2 separate regions of the Homo sapiens genome follow, and region 1 is linked to region 2. The links are chromatin contacts, found by Hi-C or POLR2A ChIA-PET in ENCODE. All regions are on one chromosome and are shown on one strand. The core of a region is the stretch at or near the end of the contact, and the rest is flanking DNA. Distances in the headings are between cores, read along the strand shown. Region 1 overlaps HEATR5A (HEAT repeat containing 5A). Region 2 has its middle 76 kb from the start of HECTD1.

Region 1 (3,206 bases), core at 569-3,068, 95 kb before region 2:
AAAAACAGTAATTGTTTTACAGTCATGACTATTTATATCCTCTAAATTTTTGAGACAGGGTCTCACTCTGTCACACGAGCTGGAGTGCAGTGGCATGATCATGGCTCACTGCAGCCTTGACCTCCTGGGCCCAAGTGATCCTCCTACCTAAGCCTCCCAAGTAGCTGGGACCATAGGCATGCAACATCATGCCTGGCTAATTTAAAAAAATTTTTTTTGTAGAGATGGGGTCTCACTATGTTGCCCAGGCTCGTCTCGAACTTGTGGGCTCAAGCAGTCCTTCCGCCTTGGCCTCCCAAAGTGTTGGCATTATAAGCATGAGCCACTGAAAACTTTATTTATTTATTTTTTGCCCAGTCTTATGGTGCTAATGAAACTTAATTTTATTACTCTATCACACCTATATTTTAAGTCTCTGTTGTCATACAAGTTATAGCTAGATATAAAACAACTGGCTGAGGCTGGGCATGGTGGCTCACGCTTGTAATCCCCGCACTTTGGGAGGCTGAGGCGGGTGGATCACTTGAGGTCAGGAGTTCAAGATCAGCCTGGCCAACAAGGTGAAACCCCATCTCTACTAAAATACAAAAATTAGCCGGGCATGGTGGTGCATGCCTGTAGTCCCAGCTACTCGGGAAGCTGAGGCAGGAGAATTGCTTGAACCCAGGAGGTGGAGGTTGCAGTGAAGTGAGATTGCACCACTGCACTCCAGCTTGGGTGACAGAGCAAGACTCCCTCTCAAAATAAAACAAAAAATGAATAGTTCGGGCGCAGTGGCTCACGCCGTAATCCTAGCACTTTGGGAGGCCTAGGCGGGCGGATCATCTGAGGTCAGGAGTTCAAGACCAGCCTGGCCAACAACACGGTGAAATCTTGCTTCTACTAAAAAAAATACAAAAATTAGCCAGACATGGTGGCATGTGCCTGTAGTCCCAGCTACAGGGGAGGCTGAGGCAGGAGAATTGCTTGAACCCAGGAGGCAGAGGTTGCAGTGAGCTGAGATCATGCCACTGCACTCCAGCCTGGGTGACAGAACAAGACTCCGTCTCAAAAAATAAAAATAAAAAATAATAATAAAATAAAGCAACTGACCTGATTTGGCCGATAAATCATTTTGACACCTATAAAGTAATTTGACCTAAAGGAGCTTAAATTAGAATAAACAATCATAAATGAAGAACTACTTTAAGTAGTGTTTTTTTTTTTTGTTTGTTTTTTTTTGAGGTGGAGTCTCACTTTGTCACCCAGGCTGGAGTGCAGTGGCGCGATCTCGGCTCACTGCAAGCTCTACCTCCTGGGTTCATGCCATTCTCCTGCCTCAGCCTCCCGAGTAGCTGGGACTACAGGCGCCCACCACCACACCTGGCTAATTTTTTGTATTTTTTAGTAGAGACGGGGTTTCACCATGTTAGCCAGGATGGCCTCGATGTGCTGACTTCGTGATCCACCTGCCTCGGCCTCCCAAAGCGCTGGGATTACAGGCGTGAGCCACCGCACCTGGCCAAGTAGTGTTCTTAAGATGATTAAAGAGATTTATTGGACTAGATCAAGTTTAGCTTCAAGGAGCCAAATTTGGCCTACTACCAATATTTATTATACAGCCTGTGAGCTAAGAACAGTTTTTATATTTATTAGTGGTTGGGGAAAAAAGATATTTTGTAATACATGAGAATCATGTGAAAGTCACATTTCAGCATTCATAGTTTTATTTGTGTACAACCACACTTGTTTGTGGATTGTCTGTGACCTTTAGGTGTACAGTGGCAGAGTTGAGTAATTGCAACAGGAAGTATGTGGCTCTCAAAGCCTCAAATGTTTACTATCTGCCCCTTTACAGAAAGTGTTTGTTAGACCAAAGCATAGATCATCATTTCACAGTGTGCTGGGAATAATGTAGTCAAGCTTTTATTTGCTTATTGCTGGGTGTTCATGCCTGCCGTATTGAAGTTCCTGGTGAATTAAGGAGGAAATAAACTACCTAATAAATGCATTTTGATAAACAAGAGCTTTTAAAACAAGCTAATTGTGTTGGAGGAAGACAACAAGAAGTCCTTTCTCCTGTACATCATATTTTACGGCATATGCATAATCAGCATACAAAAAGGGATTAAAAGTTTTAATTAAGGTTTTGTTTAATTACTTTGTTTTCTTGGGTTTTATTCATTTTTCTTAACTATTCTTTCCCTTTATTATCTATTTTTATTCTTATTCATTTGCTTATTTATTTTTTGAGACAGGGTCTCACTCTGTCACCCAGGCTGGAGTGCAGTGGTACGATCATGATTCACTGCAGCCTCGACCTCCGCAGGCTCGGGTGATCCACCTGCCTCAGCCTCTTGAGTAGCTGGGACTGTGTGCACCACCCTGCCTGGCTAATTTTTTGTAAAGATGGGGTTTTGTCATGTTGCCCAGGTTGGTCTTAAACTCCTGGACTCAAGCAGGTTACTCCTGGACTTAAGCAATCTGCCTTCCTTGACCTCCCAAAGTTCTGGGACTACAGGAGTGAGCCACTGCACCCAGGCTATTATCAATTTTTAGAGTGCGTTAGTATCATAGCAACTTTCAGGGGGGACCAGTGAGGTTTTTTTTTTAGGTATCATTATGAGCTCATGGAATTTTATATATTTATATGTTTTAATCACTTGCGATCATTATTCCTTTCGATCCTCAAATTGTCTCATCTTTGGTCATTGGGAGTCCCTTCAAGTTGGTTCATTTGTCCTTTTAACGTGAACCTAGTATTCTTTGATAATGTGTTTTTGCATGCAAGATGTCCCAGGTTTTACACTACATTTTCTGCCTTAGGCTTGCCATCAGCCGTTTCTCCAAGGAGCCTTGATTCCTTTTGTAGGAAATGGAATTTTTTTTTTTTTTTTTTTTTTTAAGAGACAGGGTCTCACCATGTTACCCAGGCTGGAGTACAGTGGCACCATCATAGCTCACTGCAGCCTTGAATGCCAGGCTCAAGCAGTCCTCCTGCCTCGGCCTCATGAGTAGCTAGGACTATAGGTTTACACCACTACACTCAGCTAATTTTTAAATTTTTTTTGTAGAGATGGGATCTTGCTGTTTCCCCAGCTGATCTTGAACTCCAGAGCTCAAGTGATCCTCCTGTCTTGCCCTTCCAAAGTGCTTGAATTACAGGCATGGGCCACAGTGCCCAGCTGGGAATGATTTTTAGACAGCAATCTTAGTGCTTTGTTAAT
Region 2 (3,114 bases), core at 83-2,582:
GGCTGGCTGGCTGGCAGTGATCAATTAATGAATTATACCCATGTTGGCCTATCTGTTTACCAGCCTATTTAATTGATGTCTGGGCTAGTTAGCTTTGAGGAAATTTTGTATTGTGATATAGAACTGGAACATATCCAGTATAGACCACAAATACAATCCAGGTTGCATAAATTGAAAAGTGTAGCTTCCTTTAATTGTTTTTCTCTTTTGTTAGGACTCCTGCGCTATCAACTGGGGCATTATAAAATTATAATTCCACAGTCTACTTGAGGAAAATTCCTGTGTCCACATATCATCCTTTAAGTAGAGAGTGTATTTCAAAAAATTAACATTTTTAAAATGATTCTTACTATTCCAAGTATTCTGTATTTTTTGAGATAGTAAGAAGTCATAGGCTGGGCACGGTGGCTCACGCCTGTAATCCCAACACTTCGGGAGGCCGAGGTGGGTGGATTACTTGAGGCCAAGAGTTTAAGACCAGCCTGGCCAACATGGTGAAACTCTGTCTCTACAAAAAAATACAAAAATTAACCTGACGAGGTGGTGCATGCCTGTAGTCCCAGCTACTCAGGAGGCTGAGGCAGGAGCATCACTTGAACCTGGGAGGTGGAGGTTGCAGTGAGCTGAGATCGCGCCACTGGGAGACAGAGCAAGACTGTGTCAAAAAAATGAAAACATAAAAATGAAAAAAGAGGTCATTGCTGCCAATGAAAAAGTGCTGTTGACAATGTTTTTGCTTAATTGGATCAAAATTTAATCTTTTTCCTGGAAAAATACCTACAGGCCAAAAAACTTTATAAGCAGAAAAACAGACACAAGACACAGAAACACACACACATGTCAGAAATAGCAGACTGCTTTATAAAATATTCCAAGAAAGAACAAAACAAATGAGATTTTTTAACAGCAAAGTATGCCGGTGACACAGCAAAAGCAGCTTTGCTAGTGCTATTATTGGAGGAAGTACAAGTGGCCCCAGAAAGAAAACGTGCATGTGCAACCAAAACTGATGGCCTCGGCTGAACAATGAACTCTATAAGTCCCACTGTTTTCTCTGTTAATTACTGCTTTCTTGGGAAAGTTTTGGGCCTTCTGTTTTATATTCAAATGCTGGAGGAGTGCTCACCACTCTCTGAATTGCCAGGGTAACTGGGCTTCCCACATCCTTTCCCTCTCTAGTGGTGTCAAGTACTAGAAACACATCATCTAGATCTTTGTTTAAACACAAAAGCTCCTTAAAAATAGATTTTCTAAATTATGGAAATGCTTTTGTTTCAGTGGTCAACAGATCAATTGTGAGTCAACATCAGATGAGAAGTGGTTCCTATTCTCCACTTCCTATTCTGCAGTCAGCTGTAGTTATCATCATTTGCTACAGTTTTCATTGCAGATGCTTTCTCTTTTCAATAATAGTGTGATCATTGTGATTCTCAATGATGTATAAAAAATTTGTAGAATTTTCTACAATGAATATGTTCCCTTAGTTGATAGATTTATATTCTTAACAGTACTGGGACTTCCAGAAATCACCCTAGATCCTGTCTCTAGGAAAGCACATGCCTAAACCATTTAGAACAATTCTTTTTTTTTTTTAGACAGGATCTCACTCTGTTGCCCAGGCTGGAGTGCAGTGGCATGATGATGGCTCACTGCAGACTTGACCTCCCTAGGCTCAAGTGATCCTCTCACCTCAGCCTCCTGAGTAGCTGGGACTACAGGCGTGCATCACCATGTCTAGCTAATTTTTTGTAGAGATGGGCACATATCACCCTTTAAGCAGACAGCATATTTCAAAAAAACATTTTAAAAATGATTCTTACTATTTCAAGAATTCTGTATTTTTTGAGCAAATAAGAAGCCATAGGCTGGGCATGGTGGCTCATGCCTGTAATGCCAGCACTTTGGAAGGCTGAGGCGGGTGGATTGCTTGAGACCAGGAGTTGAGACCACCCTGGCCAACATGGCAAAACACTGTCTCTACTAAAAGTATAAAAATTAGCCAGGCATGGTGGCTAATGTTCACCGTGTTACCCAGGCTGGTCTCAAACTCCTGGGCTCAAGCCATCTGCAGGCCTCGGCCTCCCAAAGTGCTAGGATTACAGGTGTAAGCCACCTCGCCCAGCCCATTCTATTCTAAAAGATTGGAAGTTTTCATTGTTTTTTCTTGATAACCTATTTAGCGTATCTCATTGTGTGAATAATGGAGTAGTTATGAATTCTTTTTTTTTTTTTTTGAGACGGAGTCTCACTCTGTTGCCCAGGCTGGAGTGCAGTGGCACGATCTCAGCTCACTGCAACCTCCGCCTCCTGGGTTGAAGTGATACTCCTGCCTCAGCCTCCCGAGTACCTGGGATTACAGGCATGCACCACCACACCCAGCTAATTTTTGTATTTTTAGTAGAGATGGCGTTTCACCATGTTGGCCAGGCTGGTCTCAAACTCCTGACCTCAGGTGATTCGCCCGCCTCGGCCTCCCAAAGTGCTGGGATTACAGGTGTGAGACGCCGCGTCCAATCAAAGCAATTTCTTTTGAGGTATGATAGGGCATGTGACGACTTCAGGAACGGCTGGATTTTTTGGGGGGGGCGGGGGACTGAGTCTCGCTTTGTTGCCCAGGCTGGAGTGCAGTGGCACCATCTCGGCTCACTGCAACCTCCACCTCCCAGGTTCAAGTGATTCTCCTGCCTCAGCCTCCTGAGTAGCTGGGACTACAGGCGTGCACTACCATGCCCATCTAATTTTGTATTTTGTATTTTTAGAGAGGGGTTTCACCATGTTGGCAGGCTGATCTCAAACTCCTGACCTGAAGTGATTAGCCACCTCCACCTCCCAAAGTGCTAGGCATGAGCCACCATGCCTGGCCCATAATCATCTTTTCTATAAGCATTTAAAAGTGTCTGTTTTAGTTTCCTAGGACTGCTGTAACAAACTACCATAAATCCAATGGCTTTATGCAATCAAAATTTTGTTTTCTCCCCATTCTGGAGGCCAGAAGTCTGAAATCAAGGCCTAGGCTCACTTCAAAGGCCCTAGGGAAGAATTCTTTCTTGCCTCTTCTAGCTTCTAGTGTTCCAGGTATTCCCTGGCTTCTAGCGCCATAACTCCAAGTCTCTG

Evidence for each region. Hi-C counts contacts between places; a loop is a spot of excess contacts on that map. ChIA-PET counts read pairs that join two places held with the same protein, here RNA polymerase II (POLR2A). Pooled maps may share reads with other maps.
Region 1: a loop to region 2 is called in a pooled map, with 2.3 times the contacts of the local background. The contact joins two enhancer-like sites. A Hi-C loop is called at or near these places in 2 of 50 pooled maps. POLR2A ChIA-PET finds 5 or more read pairs at or near these places in 2 of 52 experiments (HCT116 and activated naive CD4-positive, alpha-beta T cell).

Annotation. Positions count from the first base shown.
Region 1 is chr14:31,376,803-31,380,008 of GRCh38, reverse strand. All of the region lies in intron 11 of HEATR5A (HEAT repeat containing 5A), which reads left to right. Among named protein-coding and RNA genes, the nearest start is that of HEATR5A, 42 kb to the left of the region's middle. Within about 2 kb of position 1,818, at least 2 of the 41 ENCODE cell types and tissues checked have a DNase peak (open chromatin) inside an H3K27ac peak, as active enhancers do.
Region 2 is chr14:31,281,894-31,285,007 of GRCh38, reverse strand. No RefSeq gene overlaps it. Among named protein-coding and RNA genes, the nearest start is that of HECTD1, 76 kb to the right of the region's middle. Within about 2 kb of position 1,332, at least 2 of the 41 ENCODE cell types and tissues checked have a DNase peak (open chromatin) inside an H3K27ac peak, as active enhancers do.